Regions from separate parts of the Homo sapiens genome. Here region 2 is linked to region 1. The links are chromatin loops, found by intact Hi-C in ENCODE. Cell type or tissue: mammary epithelial cell. All regions are shown on one strand. Links, peaks and the distances in the headings refer to the core of each region. The heading gives the core; the rest is flanking DNA. Region 1 overlaps XPNPEP3 (X-prolyl aminopeptidase 3). Region 2 holds the start of L3MBTL2-AS1 (L3MBTL2 antisense RNA 1).

Region 1 (9,861 bases), core at 602-8,601:
AGTGAGCCGAGATCACACCACTGTACTCCAGCCTGGGCAACAGAACGAGACTCCATCTCAAAAAAAAAAGTTAGGACGAGGGATATTTGTTGGTAAGATTGTCATTATTCTGGGACCTATAGAAGGGTATTCTGGGATAGTCTGCCAAGTTTTGGTGGGTTTTTTTTTTGTTGTTGTTGTTGTTTTATCTGACTGGTATTCACCTTATAATAATTTTTTTTTCTTTTTTTTTTTTTGAGACACAGTCTTGCTCTGTCGCCCAGGCTGGAGTGCAGTGGCGCAATCTTGGCTCACTGCAACCTCCGGCTCCCAGGTTCAAGCAGTTCTCCTGCCTCAGCCTCCCAAGTAGCTGGGACTACAGGCAGATGCCACCCCGCCTGGCTAATTTTTGTATTTTTAATACAGCCACTGAATAATTTCTTAAGGTTTATGTTTGATTGATTTGTTTGGCTTTTTATATCTGTGTTTTGTTTTACAATTAAAAATTTTTTAAATTTTTAAATGACAATTTTAAAGCTGAAAAGTACATTAACTGAAACAGGAAATTCACCAGGTAGACTTAACTGTAGATTGGAGACAGCAGAAGTTTGCAAACTTGAAGATAAATAGAAATTATCCAGCTGGAAGAATAGAAGTACATTGTAAAAAGGCCAGGTGCAGTGGCTCACACCTGTAATCCCAGCACTTTGGGAGGCCAAGGCGAGTGGATCACTTGAGGTCATGAGTTCGAGACCAGTCTAACCAACATGGTGAAACCCCGTCCATACTAAAATAACAAAAATTAGCTGGGTGTGGTGGCAGGTGCCTGTAATCTCAGCTACTTGGTTGGCTGAGGCAGAGAGCGATCCTCACATCTCAACCTCCCAAGTAGCTGGGATTATAGGCACGTGCCACCATGCCTGGCTAATATTTTGTTTTTTTGTAGAGACACGGTTTCGCTATGTTGCCCAGGCTGGTCTGCAACTCCTGGGCTCAAACGATTCTCTTGCCTTGGCCTGCCAAAACACTGGAATTACAGGCATGAGCCACTATGCCCAGCCAAATTCTAGGTATTTAAGAGAAATGAAAACATTTCTCAACAAAAAGGGTTGCACAAGGACATTCATAACAGCATTTATTCACAATAGTATAACAACCAAAATGTCCATCAACAGGAGAATGAATATGCAAATTGTGGTCTGTTCATACAATGGAATACCACTCAGTAATAAAAAAGAACATTTTAATTACTGATCGAATGTTTTTTGTTACTGATTGAAGCACCACCATGGATGTACTGCATAGACAACCTTCTACCCTCACTGAGCATAGATTATGTTCAGTGAAGGAAGCCAGACACAAAAGAGTATATATTATATGATTCCATTTATATGATGTTCTAGATTTGGCAAACTAAGGTCAAAATAATCACAATAGCATTTGCCTCGGAAAGTAGGGATATTGATTAGAAATGGACATGTGGGCCAGGCGTGGTGACTCATGCCTGTAATCCTAGGACTTTGGGAGGCCAAGGTAGGTGGATCACCTGAGGTCAGGAGTTCAAGACCAGCCTGGCCAACATGGCAGAAACCCATCTCTACTCAAAATACAAAAATTAGCTGGGCGTGGTGGTGGGCGCCTATAATCCCAGCTACTTGGGAGGCCGAGGCAGGAGAATCGCTTGAACCCGGTGGGGGCAGAGGTTGCAGTGAGCCGAGATCGCACCACTTCACTCCAGCCTGGGTGAAAGAGCGAAACTCCATCTCAAAAAAAGAAAAAAAGAAATGAACATGAGGAGGCTTTCAGGGGAGATGGAAATGGTCTGTATAAGGCTTGAGTCCAAAATCTATAGGGCAGACTTCAGTCCAAACTCAGGCAGGGTTTATATTATAGTCTTGAGGCAGAATTCCTTCTCCAGTATACCAAAGCAGTTGTGGCATTTGTGTTTATGTATTGTGGGTTACCTTTTGGTTTGTGTTTCAGCCAGCTAGGCAACAAACTGTTAGAACTTTTCTGACCCCTTCAGCGGCAACGTTGAATCCAGAGTCTCTGATTAGTGGACCCATATCAGTAAAGTTGCCTGATGCAACTGTGTTCCTTCTACCATTATCCCACACCATAAATATTCATTCCCACCCACATTCCCAGATTTTTGTCTTTCGGAAATTGGAAACCTCATGCAGTTCTTTTTTTGTTTTGTTTTTTTGAGACGGAGTTTCACTCTTGTTGCCCAGGCTGGAGTGCAATGGCGCAATCTCGGCTCACCACAACCTTCGCCTCCCAGTTTCAAGCGATTCTTCTGCCTCAGCCTCCCGAGTAGCTGGAATTACAGACATGCACCACCATGCCCAGCTGATTTTGTATTTTTAGTAGAGATGGGATTTCTCCATGTTGGTCAGGCTGGTCTCGAACTCCCGACCTCAGGTGATCCACCCGCCTCGGCCTCCCAAAGTGTTGGGATTACAGGCGTGAGCCACCGCGCCCAGCCCCTCATGCAGTTCTTTTTGGTGTGGAGTGGACCTCCTCATGGGTCAAGCTTTCTGCCTAACTTGGAGCCTGCTGGGACTTGAGTGTAGTTACAATTCTAGTAGAACCAAGGCAACTGCCTCAAGGGACATACCTACAAGTTTTCAGGCAAAACAGGGTTAACCTTCTCAGACGGGGGTGGAAGGGCCACTTCTGCTGGCAACGAAGACTCAGCAGAATTTAGGAGTTCATTGTTCCCAGCTTCAATAGGTTTGGTACATGAATTTGTCAAAATTGTACCGTTCAAATGTATGCATTTTAGTGTATATAAAGACACTTTGGGAGGCCAAGGCAGGAGGATCGTTTGAGCTGAAGAGTTCCAGACCAACCTGGGCAACATAGTGAGACCTTGTCTCTAAAAAAAAAAAAAAAAAAAACTATTACAAAAATGATTATTTAGTAATACTGTGGTGGGCTGGGGTATGGGTACATTATGCTGTGGGTTTCTTATGCTATTATAGTTAAGCATTCTTCTATTAGGGGACATTTAGAGTTTGTCTAATAATTTACAATTATAAAATTACAGCGAACATTTTAGTACATTCAGCTTTTTTGAATTTCAAATATTTTCTTTGGATATATTAGAGTAGAATTATAAGCTCTAGTTATATGAGCATCTTTAAGGCCTTTGATGTAATTGGCTGTATTAATTTATACTCCTATCAACAGTATGTGAGAATACATATCATGTATCATCCCAGGTCACTTTTTTATCTCGTAATTGCTAAAGAAACTGTTATTCTAAAGACACTTAAGTGCTAGTACATTACTAGTAGCCCAGATGTTGACTAGTTTATCCCATGGTATCTGCTTCACCTGTCAGAAGTGGGTCCCTAGGCTTTCTTGCCTTTTTTTTTAATGGTAGTCTATGCTGTAAGGGATTAAACAGGATCATGGCTGAGCCTCATCTGCCCACTGACTGCACTCATGGCTCAGTGCTTCTTTTGGCCCTACTTCATGTCTCTCCTGACCATTTGAAGAAGAGACTGTGTTGCTGCTCCAGCTTGAAGGATTGTTGCCCTTCCTACTGAGCACCTAGGACATGATTGAGCTCCTGGCCATATTGATAGATTGGTACTTATTAAACATCAACAGTGCCCCAGCAACAGCAGCATCTTGGGGTTTTTCTAATCAAACTTAGTAGCAAACTTCTTAGAATATCAGATTATCTAAGTTCAGGTTCTTTGGTTTTCCCGTCCCCAGGTTCACCGCACCTCAGGCAGAACTCTATGAAGCCGTTCTAGAGATCCAAAGAGATTGTTTGGCCCTCTGCTTCCCTGGGACAAGCTTGGAGAACATCTACAGCATGATGCTGACCCTGATAGGACAGAAGCTTAAAGACTTGGGGATCATGAAGAACATTAAGGAAAATAATGCCTTCAAGGTACTTCACTTCTCTTGACCCCAGTTCTCAAGAACACCTAGCATGCTGCTAGGTTTTTACCCTATATAAAGCTAATTAGACTTAGAAATGGGACAGATGTAGTGATTCATGCCTGTAATCCCAGTAGTTTAGGAGGCTGAGGCAGGAGGATTGCTTGAAGCCAGCCTGGGCAACATAGCAAGACCCATCTATATACATGTAGATATATACACACACACACACACACACACACATATATATATACACACACATACGTAGATATATATACATACACACACAGGGTTTTTTAAGTAAAAAGAAAAGATTTAGAAATCATCTTTGTGATCTATAAAAGGGATTTAGCTTTAACATGGATTAAAACAAAGGAAGTCAGTACTTATTTCTTCCAGAAGATGGCAGCACATGCTGATTCATTACATGCTGCATAACTAGCTCAGTATTCAGAAAACTTAAAATGAAGTCTGGTGCCGACAGGGTGAAAAAGGAAACAAGAAATGAGGAGAAGCCTGGGAAACATAGCAAGACCCTATCTCTACAAAAAATTTAAAAGTTAGCCAGGTGTGGTGGCACACACCTCTAGTCTCAGCTACTTGGGAGGTTGAGGTGGGAGGATCACTTGACCCCAGAAGTTCAACGCTGCAGTGAGCTATGTTCGCACCACTGCACTCCAACCCGGGCCACAGAACAAGGCCCTGTGTCTAAAAAAAAAAAAAAGAGAGAGAGATTAACTTTTAATCCTTTTATGGGTTATTCTGTAGGTCAAAGGAGAAGGTATTTGTTGTTTAAGTGACATTTTTGACACTTCAGCAATATTCCCAAAGACCATGTCATTAGTGAATTTTTTTTCTGCATCCAAAATGTGATGGTGTTCAGTAAAAACGTAAAACCTCAGCTTTAAAATTAAGATACTAGATGCCTAAGTCAGATAGACCATTAGGCATCTCCTACCTACAAGTTAAGCCTTCTAGGACTTCTGTTATCAGTAAAAATGAAGCTATAAATTGGCTGTTGCTTGGGCCAACAAATCTTTAACTAACTGACGGAAATATCCAAGCTGGCTGGGCACAGTGGCTCACACCTGTAATCCCAGCACTTTAGGAGGCTGAGGCAGGCGGATCACATGAGGTCAGGAGTTCGAGACCAACCTGGCCAACATGGTAAAACCCTGTCTCTACTAAAAATACAAAAATTAGCCAGGCATGGTGGTACATGACTATAATCCCGGCTATTTGGGAGGCTGAGGTGGGAGAATAGCTTGAACCCAGGAGACAGAGTTTGCAGTGAGCCAAGATCACACCACTGCACTCCAGCCTGGGCAGCAGAGCAAGACTCCATCTCAAAAAAAAAGAAAGAAATACCCAAGCTGGTAGGTGCCCAAAAGTGTGCCTTCTCCACAAGTTGCTGTGAGCTATTTAGGGTCTCCAGAGTAGATTCCTGAGAGGGATGTGTGAACGAACATTGGAAAGAGAACTGTGATAATAGTCATCCTCTCTTTCCCAAGAAAAGAGATTTTTTTTTCTTTCTTTTATTTTTATCTTTCCTGTGGTACTGAAGAAAAGAGACTTTCATTTGCCACAGTCATTAGTTGGAATTACTCAAGTCTGCATGTATGTAGTATATTAAATAGCGGGAATGGAAATGTGGATTGATGAGAATGCCATTGGCAGAATTGCATGTAAGAGGTCGCAGTTTTTCAGGTGCCTTTAAGTATTAGCCCAAGGAGGGATTAAACTGAAGTGGCAGAACCATGGGGGAGATAATAACACATATCTCACTGATTTATACTTGCCCAGCATTCCCTGTAAGAGGTCATTGCTCTAATGATACTGTGACAATTATCTTTTCCAGGCTGCTCGAAAATACTGTCCTCATCATGTTGGCCACTACCTCGGGATGGATGTCCATGACACTCCAGACATGCCCCGTTCCCTCCCTCTGCAGCCTGGGATGGTAATCACAATTGAGCCCGGTAAGGAGAGGTGTTACAATAGTAGTATGAGGTAAATGTTTGTTTGTTTGTTTGTTTTTGAGATGGAGTTTTGCTCTTTCGCCCAGGCTGGAGTGAAGTGGTGTGATCTTCACTCACTGCAACCTCCGCCCCCCAGGTTCAGCAATTCTCCTGCCTCAACCTCCTGAGTATCTGGGATTACAGGTGTCGGCCACCACGCCTGGCTAATTTTTATATTTTTAGTAGAGACGGGGTTTCGCCATGTTGGCCAGGCTGGTCTCGAACTCCTGACCTCAGGTGATCCACCTATCTCAGTCTCCCAAAGTGCTAGGATTATACGTGAGCTACCGCGCCCAGCCACATTGTTTATTTTTACCTCAACCAATGTAATTAAGTTAGAAGAGACAGGAAAAAAAGTCCAGTGTGGAAGGTAATTTTATTTTCGATTTATCTTTTGTATTCTTATTTAATATCACACAATTTGTTCAGTTTGACTCCTCCAATAAACAACAGATGGGGAATACTTCCTATAAGTAGATATTAAGAAATGAATCTTTTTTAATCCTGCCTTTCCCAGGGCCAGTTTGTACTGGTCTCCCATTTAGTAGTGGGGGGCTGCTCAAGCTTCCAAAGCCCCCGGTGCTTGTGTGCAGAGAGACAGGCAGACACACTATGCTCTCAGTTTCAACACCTCTGCAAGCTGCATTGAGCTACCCAGCACCATCCCACTCCTTAGTATCCATCGCCTTCCTCATAAGCTTCAGAGAAAGCTAACAATCGGATACGTTACCTAACTTGAATGGTCCTGGGTGTTGGGCAGGATTCTGAAGAGAAGCAGTGACCACAATGGTGTGTGAAGATTGATGTTGTCAGAGTTGATGGTTAAATACTGATGCTGGTTTTGTTTTGAAAACAGATCTAAATTTTAGATTTCAAGTATTTTAATCTCTGTATAAATTATGGCTGTGAAATGTCTTTTATGCCACCCTTTGAACCTAGTCATACATTGCTATCTGTGGCCATAGATATATCATTTAGTTCAATCTGTTTGGTACATGGGCGCTTCCTTAGACTGCGCTACATTTTCCTTTGCTGATCTTTCTTTTTCAATCGCAGAGCAGTATCTGTGAGGATAGTGGAGGAAGTTTACAACTTGTTTAATATAAAAAGCCCTGGTATGTGTCTAACTTCATGATTAGAAAGGGTACCTGGGGTTCCTACATTTTTCCAAATGTACATTAAAGTCTTTCAGTTTCTCTTGTATTTTATATTACACACATCAGATATATTTAAATCTTATAATGACTGTCTCTGCAGCTTCCAGTTGTCAAGGCTAATAATCTCTAAATGTTTCTTTGAATACAGTTTAAATATATTTTGTCTTTATTTTTGCAAGGTGCTCTTTTTCCAAGGGACTCTTAGGCAGGGGAAGAATGCACTTACATAATCTGCTTGTCCCCCACATATATTGACGTACTTTTAAATTAAGTAACTTTATTGGCCTGCTTGAGCCACTAGAATATGACAGAATCATGATCAGCATTGCCGTAGTTGTATTTAGCTTGTAGTCCAATATAAAGATAACCACAATAATAATTTTAGTAATGATACCAACATGTGTTGACCATTATATGCCAGCCACTTTGACATGTATTATCTCATTTAATCCTCACAGCTTTACTAGGTAGGTACCATAAAGATCCAGTATTACAGAGGAAGGAATTTTAACCCAGAGGTTAACTTACTTGCCCCAAACCACCCAGTTACTATCATTCCTGAACAGCATGTTCTTCTTTCTACTTCACAGGCATTTATATTCCAGAGGATGACAAAGATGCCCCAGAGAAGTTTCGGGGTCTTGGTGTACGAATTGAGGATGATGTAGTGGTGACTCAGGACTCACCTCTCATCCTTTCTGCAGACTGTCCCAAAGAGATGAATGACATTGAACAGATATGCAGCCAGGCTTCTTGACCTTCACTGCGGCCCACATGCACCTCAGGTTCAAAATGGGTGTCTTCTGGCAGCCCTGCACGTGTGCTTTCTGAGTGTCTCTGTGTGTGCATTAATATATGCATTCCATTTGGGAGCATAGCAGCTGTGTGAATGTATGTAATTGTGTGTGGGGGGTTTTTTGTTTTAAGTAGTTAGAAGTCTGGGAAAATGAATTTTTGAATAGTATGTTACTGCAGCTTTGGTAACATTAATTCTATAGAATTAATGATCAGAGCAAGTTTAATTTTTAAACATAAAGGTCTTGGTTACACATGTCCATGCATTCCAGTTAACACATTTAAACATATAGAAAATTCACTTCTTCTTTCAAGTCCTTCCCTTTCTATACTTTTGCTGAGATCAACCCAATATCATAAGAAGTTTGTGTGATGCCTGTATTTTTAGCTAATTACCAAGGTCTCTGCCTATGCAAAAATTCATCTTTCGGTGATTGTGGGCGGCCAATACATACCTTCTGTAACTCCTCCCTACCTATTCTAGATCCTGCATATCTACTGGAGCCATATGAGCCCTCAGGGGCACTGGTGTCCTGCAGTCTTACTAGTCAGCCACAGTCCAGGTTCCAGCAACACTAGCTACCTACCAAACAAAACACTTCTGAGCTTTTCTTGCCATTTGGTTGCCTGGGACCTGGAAAGTGTTTAGATTCTTGATAAAGATGGAAATGGAAGAGAAAGAAAATTATATATGTATATACTAAAGATCCAGACATCAGGGCTGGGCACAGCGGTTCCGCCTGTAATCCCAGCACTTTGGGAGGTCCAGGCAGGTGGATCTCTTGAGACCAGGAGGTCAAGACCAGCCTGGCCAACGTGGTGAAACACTGTCTCTACTAAAAATACAAAAATGAGCTGGGTGTGATGATACATGCCTGTAATCCTGGCTACTTGGGAGGCTGAGGCATGAGAATTGCTTGAACCTGGGAGGTGGAGGTTGCAGTGAGCTGAGCTCATGCGACTGCACTCCAGCCTGGGTGACTGAGCAAGACTCTGCCTCAAAAAAACAAATAAATAAATAAAATCCTGACATCCTGCCATCTTTTCTCTTCAATTTAAAGTTGATTTCTTAATGATGACTTCAAAAATTAATAAAAAGAAAAGAAAAAAATGATTTCTGGCCGGGCGTGGTGGCTCAAGCCTGTAATCCCAGCACTTTGGGAGGCCGAGGTGGGCGGATCACGAGGTCAGGAGATTGAGACCTCCTGGCTAACACGGTGAAACCCCGTCTTTACTAAAAATACAAAAAAAATTAGCTGGGCGTGGTGGCGGATGCCTGTAGTCCCAGCTACTCAGGAGGCTGAGGCAGGAGAATGGCGTGAACCCAGAAGGCAGAGCTTGCAGTGAGCCAAGATCGCGCCACTGCACTCCAGCCTGGGTGACAGAGCGAGACTCCGTCTCAAAAAAAAAAAAAAAAAAGAAAAAAAAAAGAAAGATTTCTTTCGCAGATATCCCTGCTCCCTCTATAGATTCTTAATGCACTGACCCTCACAGGTTACCCTTTTAGCTGTTGTGCTGCGCAGGAGCAGATCCTCTACTTACGTACCCTGTCAGAGTCACAGTAGTAGCGCCCAGTTTTCAGAGAAGTACCCCTGTTATCATTCTGTGATTTCCTCTAGTGCTAATAGAAACAAAATATGGAATCTACCAAGTACCCGTAAATATCCTATGATTCTTATCTTTCTTTGATACTAGCACTGGGAGTGCAGTGGTAAAGAGTCATACTTCTTTTTTTTTTTTTTTTTTGGAGACAGAGTCTCGCTCTGTCGCCTGGGCTGGATGGAGTGCAGTGGCGTAATCTCAGCTCACTACAACCTCCACCACCTGGGTTCAGGCAATTCTCCTGCCTCAGCCTCCCAAGTAACTGGGACTACAGGTGCACGCTGCCATGCCCAGCTAATTTTTTGTATTTTAGTAGAGACAGGGTTTCACCCTGTTGCCCAGGCCGGTCTCAAACTCCTGAGCTCCGGCAATCCGCCCACCTCAGCCTCCCAAAGTGCTAGGATTACAGG
Region 2 (9,861 bases), core at 1,213-9,212, 290 kb after region 1:
CACTTTGGGAGGCCGACACGGCGGATCACAAGGTCAGGAGATTGAGACCATCCTGGCTAACATGGTGAAACCCCGTCTCTACTAAAAACACAAAAAAATTAGCTGGGTGTGGTGGCAGTGCCTGTAGTCCCAGCTACTCGGGAGGCTGATGCAGGAGAATGGCGTGAACCCGGGAGGCAGAGCTTGCAGTGAGCCAAGATTGCGCCAGTGTACTACTCCAGGCTGGGTGACAGAGCAAGGCTCCGTCTCAAAAATAAATAAATAAAACACTGATCTAGTTCAGTCCCTTTACTATATAGATGAGAAAATAGAGCCACAGAGGTTAAGTGACTTTGGCACTTTTTCTTCCTATAAATTTTTTCGCTTTTTTTTGAGACAGTGTCTTACTTTGTTGCCCAGGCTAGAGGTACAGTGGTGCAGTCATGGCTCACTGCAGCCTCAGCCTCCTGGGCTCAGGCAGTTTCCCCCCGCCAAATCACACCTGGCCTTTTTTTTTTTTTTTTGGGCAACAAGGTCTTGCTATGTTGCCCAGGATGGTCTCAAATTCTTGCCCTCAAGCAATCCTCCCTCCTTGGCCTCCCAAACTGCCGGGATTACAGACAGGAGCTACCATGCCTAGTTTCTTCTCACTTTCCTCTGACAAACTTTTCAACACTCACCTGTTCCCCCAGTCGTCCTCATGGATTTCCATTAGCCCCTCTGTTGACATCTGTAGCCAAGGGAGGCCAAGCAGCAGCACTTCATTCAGGTAGATTCAGGATATACACACCAGTACCTCCCATTCCTCCTCTTATTCCATTAGCCTTTGTGGGGGCAGGGGCTCACCTGGTTAATGCAGTGCCCCAGGTTTTGAAGGGCCCATCACTTTGTTTGCTTTGAGGTGGTCATATCGGGTGAGTCATGTGCTAAGTTCTCTTCCCAGCTGTCTGTGAGATGTGTGGTATCGTGGGTACAAGGGAAGCCTTCTTCTCCAAGACCAAGAGGTTCTGCAGCGTCTCCTGCTCCAGGAGCTACTCCTCCAACTCCAAGAAAGCCAGTATCTTGGCTAGGTTACAGGTGAGAGGCAATCACTTGGATCCTTCCCGGTGCCTTTGGTGCTGAGACAGGAACCACCAAGTGACTGAAGGCCAGGGCCAGGAAAGTTTGAAAAGGTCCTTGCTTGTGGCCAGCTGGTATTTATTATGTTCTCAAACTTCAGAGGACAGTAGAATCCATTTGTGGAGCTTTTTAAATTATAGGTTCCTGAAGCTACGCTCCATTACCTACCATCATCCCCCAGAGTCTGGTGTATTCAGTACATTTTAAACAAGAACTATGGGGGAGTCTGACACCCTTGGTCTTCACCCCACACTTTTATAAATCCTTTCAAAGGAAGTTGGGAAACAGGCCCAAGGTTCACCAGCCACGGTGGCTTCAGGAAGACCATGCCTCCTCGGACTCCATGTCACAGGCAGCTACCTAGAAAGTCTTGCCAATTTTCTAAATTACTGATATTTATAGAATCTTTAGAGATGGAAAGATTCTTGGATGTGGTGTTGAACCCACACATTTATTGATAAGTATACTGAGGTCCAAGGAGGTAGAATGACATACCTAGTGTGGCTCTGTAGGAGGAGAATGGCGGAATTGAGGCTGGAACCTCATCTCAGGGGCCTCATCTTACCTTGTTTCCCAGTAGCTGGGACCAGCATCTGCAACACTGCTTCCCAAATTTGCCTGCATGTTGGGATCACCTGGAAAGTTTAAAAATTATTGATGCTGGTCGGGCACGGTGGCTCACGCCTGTAATCCCAGCACTTTGGGAGACCGAGGCGGGCGGATCACGAGGTCAGGAGATCGAGACCATCCCAGCCAACATGATGAAACCCCGTCTCTACTAAAAATACAAAAATTAGCCAGGCGTGGTGTTGTACGCCTGTAGTCCCAGTTACTCGGGAGGCTGAGGCAGGAGAATCGCTTGAACTTGGGAGGTGGAGGTTGCAGTGAGCCGAGATCGTGCCACTGCACTCCAGCCTGGGGGGAAAATATTATGTAAAATATATTGATGCTTGGGTCCTACTCCGAAAGGTTCTGATTTAACTGGGATGGTGTGTAGCCTGGACAGAGATTGGAAGAGCTCCCAGGTGATCCTAATGTGCAGCGAAGTTTGAGCACCACCGATGTTTATTAGAAATTGCTGTGTCCCAGATCCTTCTGCTTACTGCTTCATACACTGTCGCCTTTGTGAGACAATTACCATTGTTTCCCCATTTTGTAGATTTTACTTAAGGCACCGAAAGATCCCTCTCTTCCGAGAGCTAAGAATAATATTGGTAATATTAATAGCTATGGTTTGGGAGTACTTGCTAAGGGCTTGACATTCTCAGTCCAATTAACGATCTTAAAAAATTTGATTTTTAAAAAAATTCCTTTTTATAAAGGCTCAGAAATTTTAGTAACTTACTTAAAGGTATACAACTAAAAACTGTAGAACTGGGATTTGCCCTGTAGGTTTGTTTGGGACTTAAACCCAGATTTCTGCTTCACTGATCTCTTTAGTAAATTCCTGGCCTTCCTGTTCAGTACTTAAGTTACAAAATACAGACCAGATCAGTGGCCATTCCCTTTGGAAAGGGAGGACCCCCTTTGAGTACCTAATGAAAGCTGTGGGTCCTCTCCCAAACATTCGCCTATGTGGACCCTCTCCCGAACATTCGCCTATGTGGACCCTCTCCCGAACATTCGCCTATGTGGACCCTCTCCCGAACATTCGCCTATGTGGACCCTCTCCCAAACATTCGCGTATGTACAGAAGGTTGCCTCCCAGTTCATGAGCGTTTCTGGGCCCCTGTGAGGCCCATTCTTTGCTTTGGATCTATCAGTAGCGACACTGGAGGAAGGAGATGACTGAGACTTGAATCTGGGAGGACAGAAAGGCTTAAAAGATAGAACATGGGTCTCTCCCTGCTCTGCAGCACTGCCTAGCACCCCCTAGCACCCCCGACGCTTCCCCACAACCACCCCCTGAGCTCAGGATTGTTATTGTCATCACTGTTTCACACATGAAGAAACTGAAGCCCAAAAGAGGTTAAGTCACTGGCCCAAGCCCAGGACTTCAACTTGGCGGCCCAAATCCAGACTCATGATCCCAGCCGCCAGGCTACACATAGCCTCTGTCCTCCTCTCCAGGGAAAACCACCGACCAAAAAAGCCAAAGTCCTGCACAAGGCTGCCTGGTCTGCCAAAATTGGAGCCTTCCTCCACTCTCAAGGGACAGGACAGCTGGCAGATGGGACACCAACAGGACAAGACGGTAAGATAGCAGAGGGCCCTGCTTAGGAAGCTGCCGTGGCTGGGGAGGAGACTGGGTTTGGGGTGGCCTTTCCTAGGAATGAAGACTGGGCAAACCGGCCAGGTAGAAAGTGCCCTAAGTCAGGGTCACTGCGGATTGCATCTTCCTCACCTGTTGGGTATTGTGGAAATTACCCAGAAAAATGCCTTCAAACACCCTTAAATTATCAGGACTCCTACCCATGATAATTCAAAAGCCAAGAATTGGCTGTTTTTGTTTCTCTTTGCTTTTATCCTTTTGGTTTCTGTTTCCCTGGGGCAACGAAGGCCCAGATATGGTTTGAAGGCAGGTTTGGAGAGGGGTGGTGGGATAAGGAAAGGAGCCTCTCTCTGAGTGTGTAGCAATTGCTAAGCAAGTTAAATGTATGCATAAAGCAACTCTGCTATCATTGTTCTGAGTTTCTAACTGAAATTGAGCTCAGCAGGCCGGAGCTCAGTTGGAGGGGCCCTGGTGTGTGCGCACCCCCTCCCCCACATTTAGATTGGGTGTGGCCAATCAGGTTCAGGGCGGAGGGAGGAATTTAAGCCCAGGGATATTTCAGTTTTCCCCTTTGGGGGAAGAAGGGCGAGAAATTTCCCTTTGAATGTTCCTCTACTCCTGAGAGTCTTGCCACCTTTCAATTCAGTCCTCAACAGTGGTCCCTCATGGCCACTGGTGGATCAGGTATGGGAGTGAAGGAGGGTGTCGTGGGCAGCGCTGTGAGAGGGGCTGCTGGGGGTGGGGGACCTACCTCTGCAGGTCCCACAGGGCCCTTGGGGTCCAGGCTCCTGGAGTGGCTGCTGCGCAGGCTCCTAGTCTGACTCGTCCTCTCTGCTCTGCAGCTCTGGTCTTGGGCTTCGACTGGGGGAAGTTCCTGAAGGATCACAGTTACAAGGCTGCTCCCGTCAGCTGTTTCAAGCACGTGAGTGCCCTGGAGCTGAGGGAGGGAGGCCGGGGAGCCGGGCCTGGAGCTGCTCCTCCACCTGCTTCACCAGGGCGGCTTCAGGCTGGACAGTGACAGTGGGGAGGTCTGGGCAGGAGACGGATGGCGTTACCACTCGCTCCATTTCATGTTTATGTCAAAAAAATCCTCCTACAAACACTTCTATCACCTGCTTGGCTTCACTCCCGGTCTGAAGCCCTTCAGTTTATTTACATGATGGAACTTGGTGCTAGCTGATGTCGAAGGGTCTTTGCAGTCTGAAACCCTTCTCTCCTTTCTCCCCCATTTGCAGCATTTTCCCATGGAAAGCAGGGTGCTTCTGTAGCTGGCCTGGGCCCCGTGGGCCCCGAGAGGCAGATGTGGATGCTCCTGGAGCCACTTCTGTAAAAGGCTCCTCGATGCGGATCATGTAAAAGCCAGAACGAAGGGCAAGGCCCTTAGGGGCGGGGCTTGAGCGCAAGAACCGAATATCCAGCAGCTGTGACGTGTGGAGCCTGCAGGCCGGGAGAGCAGAGCCCACAACAGCACTCTTGTTTTGTCTTCACACCACGTCCCTAAGCTCCGGGAAATCCAGGAGGAGGCCTCTTTAGTCTTGAGGAAGTAGGGAGTCTTTTACCCAGAGTAAGCCACTTCCTCTCCTCCTTTCAGAACTGCCACTGAACTCTGGGGAGTGCCCTGAACAATGACAGCTGCTTCTTGACTCAGCTAACTCACTCCTCTCGTCTCTGAATGGCTAATGAAGGTGCACCTCCTTCCTGCTGGAGGGGGAGCCTCTTTTTTGCCCTGAATTCTCTAATAGTTTCAGCATTTTCATTTCCAGGGAGTTGCATCATCCTTGTGTCTAACACATATAATCCAATTTGCTTTGTAAAAAGCCTGCCCCTGCGTGCCTGGGCTAGCGCAACTGTGTCCGGGTTCTGTGATGAACTAAACTCAAGTGACCAGGGAGATGGAATGGGATACCTCAACTGGCTGAAGCCAGGGCTGAGAATAAAAAAGGTGAATTTGGCCAGGCGCAGTGGCTTACCCCTATAATCCCAGCACTTTGGGAGGCCGAGGCGGGTGGATCACCTGAGGTGAGGAGTTCGAGACCAGCCTGGCCAACATGGTGAAACCCCATCTCTACTAAAAATACAAAAATTAGCTGGAAGTGGTGGCAGGCACCTGTAATCCCAGCTACTTGGGAGGCCGAGACAGGAGAATCCCTTGAACCTGAGAGGCGGAGGTTGTAATGAGCTGAGATTGCGCCACTGCACTCCAGCCTGGGTGACGGAGCAAGACTCTAAAAAAAGTGATTCTCCCAAAGGAGAATCAAAAGTACCATTGGCAGGAAAGTGAGGATTAGGTACTGGGAAGGCAACTGAAACAGTCCAGTGCTGTCCTGGGGCACTTTATTTTATTTTATTTATTTTTTCGATATGGGAGTTTCACTCTTGTTGCCCAGAGCTGGAGTGCAATGGCACTATCTCAGCTCACAGCAGCCTCCCCCTCCCAGGTTCAAGCGATTCTCCTGCCTCAGCCTCCGGAGTAGCTGGGATTACAGGCATGTGCCACCACCACGCCCGGCTAATTTTGTATTTTTAGTAGAGACATGGATTCTCCATGTTGGTCAGGCTGGTCTCGAACTCCCAGCCTCAGGTGATCCGCCCGTCTCGGCCTCCCAAAGTGCTGGGATTACAGGCGTGAGCCACCATGCCTGGCCCCCTGGAGCATTTCAGTAGGAGGGGAGGTAGAGAGTAAACTTGCAGGTGGATGGCTGTGTGTAAACAAGGGGGTCATAATGCCCACAGCCCAGGTTTGTATGATGATTGAAGGAAAGTATATTTGTGCTAATATCAGCGCCCTGCCATTGCTCGGGCTGGCACAGGGACGAAGGGATCGAGGCTCACCAAGGCATCATGTGCCCAAAATGATACAGTAAGAAACCAGTCCTATAAAGATTTTAGGACTCGGTTCTGTCTGACTCTGGGTCTCTAGCCATCACCCTGCATCCCACCACCTCCACCTCTACTCCCGGCTTAGCTCTTCAAGGACAGGAGACCTCATCTCTTTATCTCTAGTAGCTGGTTCTGCACACAGTGGGTGATGTGAAAAGTTGAGGTGCAAACGAGGACTTGACTGAGGCCGTGAGGCAGTCTGTCTCCCCTGCTAGCACAGTTAGCTCACTCTCTCGGTACACTCTCATCGCCACACAGGTCCCACTCTATGACCAGTGGGAGGATGTGATGAAAGGGATGAAGGTGGAGGTGCTCAACAGTGATGCTGTGCTCCCCAGCCGGGTGTACTGGATCGCCTCTGTCATCCAGACAGCAGGTGAGTGTTTGGCCAGGGCAGGGCCAGGGATGTGTCTGCAGAGTGACATCTCTAGATGGGTGAACAGTGTTGTAGGCAGGAGTTGGCTTCATAAAACAAAAATCCCACCCACTGGAATTTTTGCCCCACTTCTAAGGATTCTTTTACCGGAGAAGGGAACACAGAGCTTGGCAGGCTTGGAAACCCCAAATTTTTTTGTTTGTTTTTGTTATTTTGTTTTTTTTAGATGGTGTCTTGCTCTGTCACCCAGGCTGGAGTACGGTGGCACGATCTCGGCTCACTGCAACCTCCACCTCCTGGGTTCAAGCGATTCTCCTGCCTCAGCCTCCCGAATAGCTGGGACTACAGGCCACCTGGCCACCACACACGGCTAATGTTTGTATTTTTAGTAGAGACGGGGTTTCACTATCTTGGCCAGGCTGGTCTCAAACTCCTGACCTCAGGTGATCCTCTGCATCCCAAAGTGCTGGGATTATAGGCGTGAGCCACCGTGCCTGGCTGGAAACCCCAATTTTTAAAGTTTGTTCCAGGGCCAGGTTTCGTGGCTCACACCTCTAATCCCAGCACTTTGGAGGCAGAGGCAGGAGGATTGTTTGAGCTCAGGAGTTCGAGACCAGACGGGGCAATATAGTGAGATACTGTCTCTATAAAAAATGAAAAAATTTAAAAAGTAAAATTCATTCCAAGGATGATCAGGTTATAGAGAATTAACTCTCAGCACCATTCCATAATGCTTTCCGAACTAGGAGCATGAATTTGTTTGGCTAGGACTGTTGTGGACAACAGGAATCCACTTGCCTGGAAGTATAGGTGCCAGAAGTCCAGCTTAGGCTAGAGAAAAGAGAAGGCTTAAGAACATACCTTCCCCAAGCTAGGCCCGGTGGCTCACGCCTGTAATCCCAGCACTTTGGGAGGCCGAGGAGGGCAGATCACGAGGTCGGGAGATCGAGACCATCCTGGCTAACACGGTGAAACCCCGTCTCTATTTAAAATACAAAAAAAAATCAGCCGGGCGTGGTGGCAGGCGCCTGTAGTTCCAGCTACTCTGGAGGTGGAGCTTGCAGTGAGCTGAGATGGCGCCACTGCACTCCAGCCTGGGCGACAGAGCAAGACTTCGTCTCAGAAAAAAAAAAAAAAAACAGAACATACCTTCCCCAGCTCACCCTCCCTCACAGGTGCCCTTTCCTTTCCTTTCAGGGTATCGGGTGCTGCTTCGGTATGAAGGCTTTGAAAATGACGCCAGCCATGACTTCTGGTGCAACCTGGGAACAGTGGATGTCCACCCCATTGGCTGGTGTGCCATCAACAGCAAGATCCTAGTGCCCCCACGGAGTGAGTTGATGAGAACATTTCCTCTCTTGTTCCCGTAGGGCCCCTGGTAGAGGGAGAGTCCTCTGCTTGTGTTAGGTAGAATGGGAGTCCTCTGTCTTGTTAGAACAGAATCCACTTGCCCCCTGGCTTCCTGCCCTCCCCATCCCAGAGGCCTGGGGGCAGATCCACGTGTGGAATCTGATGTTCTCAGATGAAGTCATTGCTGGCCTGAAGAGGCAGCTATTTTCAGTCCCCACTGCTGAGGGGTCCCCACTCTGGGTCGGCGCTAGCGCCCCTGTCAGTGGAGGTTTGTCAGTCTGTGTAACCAGGATTCTGCTGGTGCCTCCACAGCCATCCATGCCAAGTTCACCGACTGGAAGGGCTACCTCATGAAACGGCTGGTGGGCTCCAGGACGCTTCCCGTGGATTTCCACATCAAGGTCGGCAGTGAGCCCTTAACTGATGTGCCTCCTTCCGCTCTTCCATTTTTCTGCATCCTGCATGCCACTCACTGGAGCATGTTACCTAAGACCCCTTGCCTGATGATCTTCAGCAGCTCCACATTTTGCAAGGCTAGAGACAAATGCTGCTGCTACGTGGTTGCCATCTGCCTTTCTAGCCTGGCGTCGGCCACTGCCCCACCCAGACTCTGCTCCTACTGCTCCAGTCATGCTGCTTTGTCTGCCTTTTGCTCTTCCGGAACCTTACCTTTGCTCATAGAATTTTTCAGAAGTGTTCACTCAATAGATTTTATTAACATACTTTTTTGTTTTTTGGGAGACGGAGTCTCGCTCTGTCCCCCAGGCTGGAGTGCAGTGGCGCGATCTCGGCTCCCTGCAAGCTCTGACTCCTGGGTTCACGCCATTCTCCTGCCTCAGCCTCCCAAGTAGCTGGGACTACAGGCGCCCACCACGCCCAGCTCATTTTTTTGTATTTTTAGTGAGATGGAGTTTCACCGTGGTAGCCAGGATGGTCTCAATCTCCTGACCTCGTGATCCATCTGCCTCGGCCTCCCAAAGTGCTGGGATTACAGGCATGAGCCACCGCGCCCAGCCTTTTTTTTCTTTTTGAGATAGAGTCTCGCTCTGTTGCCCAGGCTGGAGTGCAGTGGCATAATCTTGGCTCATTGCAACCTCCGCTTCCTGGGTTCAAGCAATTCTTCTGCCTCAGCCTCCCGAGTAGTTGGGATTACAGGTGCGCACACACCACCATACTTGGCTAATTTTTGTATTTTTAGTAGAGATGGGGTTTCACCATATTGGCCAGGCTGGTCTCGAACTCCTGACCTCAAGTGATCCACCTGCCTCGGCCTCCCAAAGTGCTGGGATTATAGGCATGAGCCACCATGCCCAGCCTTACATACTTGTTTACAAGGCACTGTGGGAATACAAAGAATACAGACCCTGCCATCCAGAAATCTCTAGTCTGGCAGAGGAAACAAAAGCCATGCACACAAGTAATTGTAATATAGCCTCGGTTCTGAGCCAGGGATGTGCCTGGCACAGCACAGGGTAAAGCCCAGTCTGGGGCGCCTCTGGGCTGTCTGATTCTGTCTGGTGTAGGACTCCTGTGTGGCACAGAATCATCTTTGTGGCATTTAATTTTAAGAAATGATTTAGTAAAAATTAAAAAGTCACATATATACATGGTAAAAGTGACTCATACCTGTCTCAGTGTCTCAGCACTTTGGGAGGCCAAGGCAAGAGGATCACTTGAGGCCAGGAGTCTGAAACCAGCTTGGGCAACACTGTGAGACTTCGTCTCTTGAAAAAAAAAAAAAACATTAGCTAGGCACGGCACAGTGGCTTACTCCTGTAATCCCAGCACTTTGGGAGGCCGAGGTCAGAAGATCACCTGAGGGCAGGAGTTCCAGACTAGCCTGGCCAACATGATGAAACCCTGTCTTTACTAGAAATACAAAAATTAGCTGGGTGTGGTGGCATGCGCCTGTAATCCCAGCTAACTCAGGAGGCTGAGGTGAGAG

What was found. A loop is a pair of places that touch in the nucleus more often than their neighbours do. Peaks named below come from ENCODE experiments on the same cell type or tissue, not always from the same donor. Only the 100,000 strongest peaks of a DNase experiment are listed, where the experiment ranks them.
Region 2: it touches region 1 in a loop (5-fold over the local background); 2 of 110 quality-filtered maps call a loop at or near these places.

Annotation. Positions count from the first base shown.
Region 1 is chr22:40,918,625-40,928,485 of GRCh38, forward strand. XPNPEP3 (X-prolyl aminopeptidase 3) reads left to right here. Exons shown (of 10, transcript NM_022098.4): 8 at 3,709-3,889; 9 at 5,738-5,858; 10 at 7,645-9,861. The coding sequence ends at 7,811. Among named protein-coding and RNA genes, the nearest start is that of RBX1, 28 kb to the right of the region's middle. In mammary epithelial cell, for the core only: a CTCF peak has its summit at 4,291 (motif pointing right); no DNase peak of the experiment used is centred there.
Region 2 is chr22:41,212,971-41,222,831 of GRCh38, forward strand. It overlaps L3MBTL2 (L3MBTL histone methyl-lysine binding protein 2), which reads left to right. Exons shown (of 17, transcript NM_031488.5): 3 at 923-1,056; 4 at 3,169-3,292; 5 at 4,153-4,232; 6 at 6,449-6,566; 7 at 7,764-7,898; 8 at 8,229-8,317. It overlaps L3MBTL2-AS1 (L3MBTL2 antisense RNA 1), which reads right to left and starts at 4,657. Exons shown (of 3, transcript NR_148200.1): 1 at 4,062-4,657; 2 at 660-1,733. RefSeq lists enhancers at 4,831-5,528, 5,529-6,225. In mammary epithelial cell, for the core only: no CTCF peak of the experiment used is centred there; no DNase peak of the experiment used is centred there; H3K27ac peaks cover 581 bases.